2 separate regions of the Homo sapiens genome follow, and region 2 is linked to region 1. The links are chromatin contacts, found by Hi-C or POLR2A ChIA-PET in ENCODE. All regions are on one chromosome and are shown on one strand. Each heading gives the region's core, a stretch centred on a gene start or an enhancer-like site at or near the end of the contact. The rest is flanking DNA. Distances are from core to core; before and after follow the strand shown. Region 1 overlaps NFIB (nuclear factor I B). Region 2 has its middle 56 kb from the start of NFIB-AS1.

Region 1 (3,697 bases), core at 364-2,863:
TTCCCCTTCCTGAAGAAGCGACAGAGATAAGGAAAGCCCAAAGAGAGAACCTGCACTTCTCTGAGCACATCCCTGAATGAGGCACCAACTTCCCCTTCCCCACCAGCCTGCTCTTCTCCTCACAGGTCCTGAGCATGCTCAAGGATCTCAAAGCACACAGGGCCAGTGTCAGGAGCATGGACCCATGCAGTCACATAGAGCCCCACTTACGTGGTCCCCATGCTTGGCTTCATGCTCTTCTGTCACCATCTTGAAACTCTTAATTTTTGAACAAGAGGCCCACACATTAGGGAGCTGGTCCTGAAGGCAAATTATGGAACTGGATACATCTCAGCTCCTCAGCAAGCACACATTACCACATCCCATTTTCACCCACACTATCTCAGCAGCACAGCTCCCAGCAGCCTAACAGAAAAGTCACGCTTTCCTCTAAGAAACTGCCATACTTCCTTCCTTCAGAGTAAAACAAAATCATATTATGGATTGTATCATGCTTTTTACATAACTACCAGGAAACTTTTTAAACACATGATGCTAATTTAGCAGCCAACATTTTTGAACTTCATGGTCTATAAATTTGTACTGTTTCCCATATTTTCAGTCTCTGTTTCTATTTTCTTGGTCCTGACTCTCTTTTCCATTGGAAATTCATCATTTATTTTACTGAATATGAATATCCTGCTGAGAGCTGTTTATCCCACAGTCCAGTACACACAGGAAGGAGGCACACACAGTGCAGAGAGCCATCCTATACAATTGGAATTTAAAGAGATCTGACTTCATAAAGTACGTGTATACACATGCATACCTATGCTTCCATGCCCATTAAGAAAATGTGGAAACAAGAAATTTAGGCTTGGGAGCAACGGCCAAAGGAGAAACAAGGAGAAGGAAGAGATTTACTTTTCACTTTTACCTGTATATAGTATTTAATTATTTTCTGTAAGTATATTACTTATAATTTTTCAAAGTAAATAGCTCAGTAAAATGATCTTCTGTCAAGCTCAACAATTGGGTGCTTAGCAGAGCAAGAAATGGAAAAATAATGGCTAAAGCAGCTTTTACGTAATCTCCAAAGACATCAACTTTCACATCAGTTTCTCATAGACTGTCCAGCATATTGGAACCGAAGAAAAAGAGCAGGCATAAATACTCAGAACAATAAACTTGAAAAATGTAACCTCTGGTATACATTTAATGGTATTAAATGAAAAGCAGTGAAAATGAAAACCTTAAACATCTGCATATACTAAGACTATGTTAAGAAGAAACGATTATTAAAAGTTAACTAATAAATAAGTAAAAGTTTGAGTATTTGGGGGTGAAAAATTGTCAGAAAGCAAATGTGTAAAAAGATATATGGTCCTGAAAATCCTCGCTTATTCTAAATTTAAAATGCACCTTGATTCTATTGCAAAGAAAGTTGAAAGTATGTCATCAAAAAGTCATTTAAAAAAACTACTACTTAAAAAGTGATCAGATAATTTACAAAGATTATTCTCAAGAAGTCAGATAAAGATAAAGATGCCCCATTTGTTAACAGTACTTTTTGTTCTTCTGGATAATGTACTGAAAACCAGTCTAGCTTCCTATGGTATGCATAACTTCCTCTGTAATACTCCAATTGTATTACCAAAAGCAAACATTACTTTTGTTATCAAAGCAAATTTAATAAAGAATTTTCAACTATCTTGCCCACTCACTTGCTTTGTAATTCAGATAAATGACTCAACATCTCCAAGCTTCTTTCATCATCTTGTAAAAGGCAAATAGCAATCTCTCCCAAGCAGCACTGTACTGAGAATTAACTGAATTGCTTTATGTAAATTCTCAGCACGATACCTTGTTCATGGGGGGTGGGCAATAAATAGGAGGTATCATCATCATCACTCTTGGTAATGACGATAAAGCTGGTATATTTTCAATTCTATTGCATACAGTAGAATTTAAATTTAGTCAAAAATAATGTTCAATATTAAGAAATAACAGACTTCATCTTCATAACAAAAGATAGGTTGGCAATGGCTACCTTAGAAGCTACCTAATTGCCTGGTCACAATTTTTTCTTTGTGTACTTTCCTAAAATAAATTTAATGAATAACAAACTATATAAATAATTTTAACTGATAATCATGTGCAAAGAAATACAATTTGGCACTCAGGCTGAGCTTATCCCACTGGAAAGGTGTGCATTAACATGGTGGCATGTATTCGTTTTTCAAGTCACTTTACTGGCCACTATTAAGTCTCTGTGTGGATGAAGTAGAAACTAAAAAAGGTCTGGTTTGAGAAAGGCCGGAAGCAGGAGGCAAGTGGGCTCTGCCAAGGTGCATCTGTATCCACAGGTAAGAAGGAAGGTTCTCCATTCTTTCTCTCTCTCTCTCTCTCTCTCTCTCTCTCTCTCTCTCTCTCTCTCTCTCCCTCTGTGTGTGTGTGTGTGTGTGTGTGTGTGTGTGTGTGTGTGTGTGTAGCATTGACAAGGGGGTAAGCCCCTACAAAAGAGAGTGAACCTCAGAAGAGAGATGCTGGAGAGACGCTGTGTCCTCCAAAGGACTCATGTCACCACAGTCACCATACCCAGGTCAGGTCTACCTAACAGCCACTTCAATTCCATCTTTCTCATGTGACACTTAAGGCTATGCTGACTTTGCCAAAATTGCTTTCAGCCAAATTTTCTAAAAGAAAGGAAAATAAGCATACTTTTCTGATGAAAACTGTTGTCAGACAGGCCTGTAACTAAAGCCATTTCATACAGAATATCCTGGCCAATGTTTAGCACATGGTGCTTTACACTGAAAACTTTAAAAGCTAGAACAGCTATCCATATCCATCTTCTAAAATAATGTTGTAACAGCATTAGTAAATGGTGAATAATGTTTGAACAGTGTCTACTAGGAAGGACTTAATGAAATAAAGTGGAAGATATGTGAAATGACTAACATTTGAATTCATAAGGATGTTATGCCCCAAAACCTTATTTTTGGTATCAAGGTGGCCATTTTGATTAATTTCCTGATGATACTTAAGAAAGAATAACATTAATTTCTAAAGCTTCCAGATAATAACTTTTTCCCAGGTTACAGCTTTTATATATGTTATATGCAACTCACACTAATTCACACTTAACAGCAGATAGAATCTAAATTAGATCTTCTTATAAATTATTTCCAGAATGGGCAAGAGCAACCAAAAGATAAGATATACATTATCTAATTATTCAATAATGCTAGGAAATTCTTTTAAAATATACAAACTAGGCTGGGCGCGGTGGCTCACGTCTGTAATCCCAGCATTTTGGGAGGCCAAGGTGGGTGGATCACCTGAGGTCAAGAGTTCAAGACCAGCCTGACCAACATGGAGAAACCTTGTGTCTACTAAAAATACAAAATTGGCTGGGCGTGGTGGCGCATGCCTGTAATCCCAGCTACTTGGGAGGCTGAGGCAGGAGAATCACTTGAACCCAGGAAGTGGAGGTTGCGGTGAGCCGAGATTGCAACATTGCATGCCAGCCTGGGCAACAAGAGTGAAACTCCATCTCAAAAAAAAAAAAAAAAAAAAAGACACAAACTAAGCAAACTCTAAATTTATATTATTTTGGAAGACTCATCAAAAATCCTGCTCCAAACACTCATATTGCTAATTATCTCATTCAAGATATTACTTCACCATGTCAATATTGATTTATTATTTTATACTT
Region 2 (3,825 bases), core at 602-3,101, 160 kb after region 1:
ACCCTGTCTCAAAAAAACCAAACCAAAACAAAACAAACAAACAAACAAACAAACAAAAACACACACACACCAACTATATGTCCAACCTGCCAGAGGACCAACCTTTTCTTATAGCTATGCAAGGCCTCAGTCATCTCTGGAACTTTTCATATCTTTTCCATCATTATATGTTAGCTTTGGACATGAGGTTTTACTTTTATGTTGTAGGAGAAAACACTAGTATAAAGAACTGTAATACTAAAAATAATCTAAGTTCCTTCTTCTTAGGGTAGGCAGTCTAGAAATCCTTGTTGAAGCGTTTTCAGTGGTATTATAGGATTTGTTTTGAAGAAGGTCAGATCTCACTGGCTGGGGAGTCAGGGGCTATAGGATCTCATTCTGGTTCTGCCACTAGTTACTTGGGTGATCTCTGGGCAAGTCACTTAGACTTTAGTCCTCTCCTATGTCTCAGAAATAAAAAAGGTTGCAAATTGGGAACACCTAGGCTACATTTGGCCCACAGAAACACTTAGTTTGCCTGTAACAGTATTTAAATGAGTTGATAATTTAGTTGGGAAACTTTACATAAGAACATAGGTTTTTACTTTCCCTTGAGAAATCAGAAGATCTGGCCACAGGAGTGGCCATTCCTATTCATTTGGTAGTAGCTACCCCCTTTAACAGGGAAGGGGCTCTCCAGGGCTCCAGTGACTCCATCAATTCCTATTGCCCTTTTGGTTTGCCCTAAACAGAGACAAAATACCAACTGCTATTTGTCAATGTACTTGTTCTCAGCAATATTAAAAATATTTAACTACGAAGGAATGGGAACTGACTGATTGGAATGGACACTGACTTTTGTGCTAGAGCAGCTCCTGGATGCTCCCCACTCTGCTCCAATTGGTCATGGGGAGGTCCAAGAACTCTTGGAAGAGAAGCTGAGGATGAGCCTCACTCGGTGAGCTTAGAGCACCATCTCTACATGAGTTGGTAAGGACCATCCCAATCTCAGGTGCGCACCATCTGAATGTCAGCCCTGCCAAAACTGTTTTTTTTTTCAAAGTGGAGATAGATATTTCCATACCCATGGCTCTTATTGAAAACAAGAAAATGAAATAAAAATAGAAAAAAAAAGCAGAACGATTTTTCGTGCTCTGGCTTGCTTTGTTCATTTATGAACTGGCCTCTATAAACATCTGAGTTTGATTTCCTGGTACTAACCAACCTAAAACTCTCTTCCAGCTTAAGCATAAGGAGCCTCTAATTTTATCCATTTTATAAATGGAGTGAAAATTTTGCAAAACATGTTGAAGAGAGGGCATTATACAGAATTTATATAAGATCTAAACCACTGATCGAAATAATAAATCACCAATAAATTATCTCTGTTTTCTTATCAAGCTTTTCAATTTTAAAAGCACTTTGATGTTCTTTTTCTTTTTTTCATTTTTCATTTAGCTGTGGCTATTTTTCAAATGGAATTAATGACCAAAAGCTAGCCTTATTCTCTAATTACAGTAAGAGACACTAGACAGGAGTTGTTCCAGACACTGACCCATCTTGGCTCAGGGAGAGGCTCTGGGCGGTTTTACTGTGTGCTGGCTTAGTACCTGGGGCCAGGAAACATCTGTTATAACATGTGGTCCAGCGGGTGCCCTGCTTAATTATAAAATGGCATTGCAGTGTCCCTTTGAGTTGGCTGGCTGTAGCTTCTAATGCTATGCTATCAAGCAAAATGTAATTCTTGATGTCCTGTGAACTGAACCTCTAACTCAAGTGTTGAATCACTCAGAGAAGAATAAAAAAAGTTAAACCTTTGCCCTCAGGAAAAAGGTATAGGGAAAGACAAAACAAAGAAATGCTTTCTAACAGCAACTGAGAAGCTTAGATATGAGCAAGCATCCCTTATACAGGGAACGGTGGTGGGGGGTGGGGACTGATTCCAGAATGACTCACACTTCTAGAATGAGCTGTTTATATAGCGTTTCCTCCTCTTCATTCCAGGGATCCTGTTAGGAAGGTCAGGGACAATGACAATCAAGAAGCAAAGGGAACACTGGAGAAGGGTGGTGGGAATGCTTGGAACACCAAAAGATTCATTCACCTTGAATAAGAGGACAGATTTCTGTAAAGGGTTATGCAATCAGCTGTGGCCCAGGACCTAACAATTTATTGTTGGAACATGTACACCTGGGAATTCTTTTTACAGTGGTGTGAATCTCTTATTAGCATTTATGAGAACTTACCTTCCCAAATCCTCTTATATGCAGATGGGAGTATAGAGCCCATTGCCAGCAGTGTCTGCTTAGGAATATCTTTTGTCTTATAGCCTGTTGTAATCACTTCCAGACCAGTGGTATATTTATGATTTACATCATGTTACAGAGGAATAAGTCTTAAGGATTCTTTTCTCTAAATCTTTTTGAATTATTGTTTTAGACTCATTGCCAGGTTTTTTTTTAAAGGGGGAAGTTGATGAACTTTTAAATATGTCATTACATGCTCCAAAATGGCAACTCTTTGTTCTTTTACAGTTTCTTGTAGAAAGACATTTAAAGGGCTGTGTGTGTCCACATGAGTGTGTGTGTGTGTGTGTGTGTGTGTGTGTGTGTGTGGTGTTTAGAAACAGGTAGATAAAGAAAATGAGTGAAAAGGAACACCTGAAGTTCATATTTTGTGTTTTTGTTGGAATAAGATTTGGCAGGTTTGGGGGAATCTTATCTAACATTTGGGGAGAGTTTAGGAAGGGCAGATCCACATTCATTTTAATTATGTTTCAATCACCAGGGGCAGCAACTGAAGGGTTAAGCCCTAAAGCAAGGAAATATCTCTAAGTCAGAAAACAAAGGGAAACTTGCATATTTCTGAAGATGACATCGGATCAGCTTGTGGATTTCAAGCAATTATGCGATGTGATGATTCCCACTGAGTATGCGTTAGTTGGAATACTGTTCTTTTTATTTCTCCATGTCCTGGGGTTGTACACTGAAAGAGCCCTGTTCAACTTCGAATGTCAGGGTTTTGAAGGCAAAATTATAGTAAAATATGTTTTAAAACAGTGGGGCCTTATATGAGTGAATATAACATTTTCCAAGGCTTTCAAAAATCCTTTTGTTAAAAATACGGTTCTTATTTTGTTTCTTCTTTCCTTTCTTTCTTTTTAAATTATTTTCTTTTATTCAGGCTTTTGCCTCCCCTCCTTCCCAAAGAAAAGAAGAGAGAAGTTTCAAAGGATATCTATAACCCAGTCTACATTTAGGGCCTGGGGACACATAATGGAGTTATTTTAAATGGGACACCCCACATGGAAAATAAGTGAGAAAAGTTCATCTGTGTCTGTTACTTCAGTACCAGCAGCAATGGTGACAGTCATAGTATCTCAGTAAATGTCCCCTAGAGTCATCTTGTGAGAAAAATGATTATTAATTGAGGTTTCTGTGAGTTGAGAAATGGGTTGTTTACAAAGGAGAGAAACTTTTTTAGAGTACAAGCAGCTGAAGTCTCAGCTCAGGAGTTGCTCTAAAAGAAGAAATGTCTTTTAAAAATTGAATTAATTAAAAACAAAGCCAGGCACAGAGGCTCACGCCTGTAGTCCCAGCACTTTGTGAGGCTGAAGCGGGTGGATCACTTGCGGTCGGGAGTTCGAGACCAGCCTGGCCAACATGGTGAAACCCTGTCTCTACTAAAAATACAAAAATTACACAGCAATGGTGGCATGTGCTTGTAGATCCAGTTACTCAGGAAGCTGAGGCAGGAAAATCACTTGAATCAGGGAGGCAGAGGTTGCAGTGAGACAAGATTGCGCCACTGCACTCCAGCCTGGGCAACAGAGCTAGACTCTGTCTC

What was found. A loop is a pair of places that touch in the nucleus more often than their neighbours do. ChIA-PET counts read pairs that join two places held with the same protein, here RNA polymerase II (POLR2A).
Region 2: a map of endothelial cell of umbilical vein shows a loop between it and region 1 (2.1-fold over the local background). The contact joins two enhancer-like sites. A Hi-C loop is called at or near these places in 2 of 168 maps with a recorded cell type or tissue (GM23248 and endothelial cell of umbilical vein). POLR2A ChIA-PET finds 5 or more read pairs at or near these places in 1 of 52 experiments (Panc1).

What each region holds. Positions count from the first base shown.
Region 1 is chr9:14,214,123-14,217,819 of GRCh38, forward strand. The region is part of intron 2 of NFIB (nuclear factor I B); the gene reads right to left. Among named protein-coding and RNA genes, the nearest start is that of NFIB, 98 kb to the right of the region's middle. Within about 2 kb of position 1,614, at least 3 of the 41 ENCODE cell types and tissues checked have a DNase peak (open chromatin) inside an H3K27ac peak, as active enhancers do; they include endothelial cell of umbilical vein, where a contact is called at or near this core.
Region 2 is chr9:14,371,085-14,374,909 of GRCh38, forward strand. It overlaps a transcript of NFIB not described here. Among named protein-coding and RNA genes, the nearest start is that of NFIB-AS1, 56 kb to the left of the region's middle. Within about 2 kb of position 1,852, at least 9 of the 41 ENCODE cell types and tissues checked have a DNase peak (open chromatin) inside an H3K27ac peak, as active enhancers do; they include endothelial cell of umbilical vein, where a contact is called at or near this core.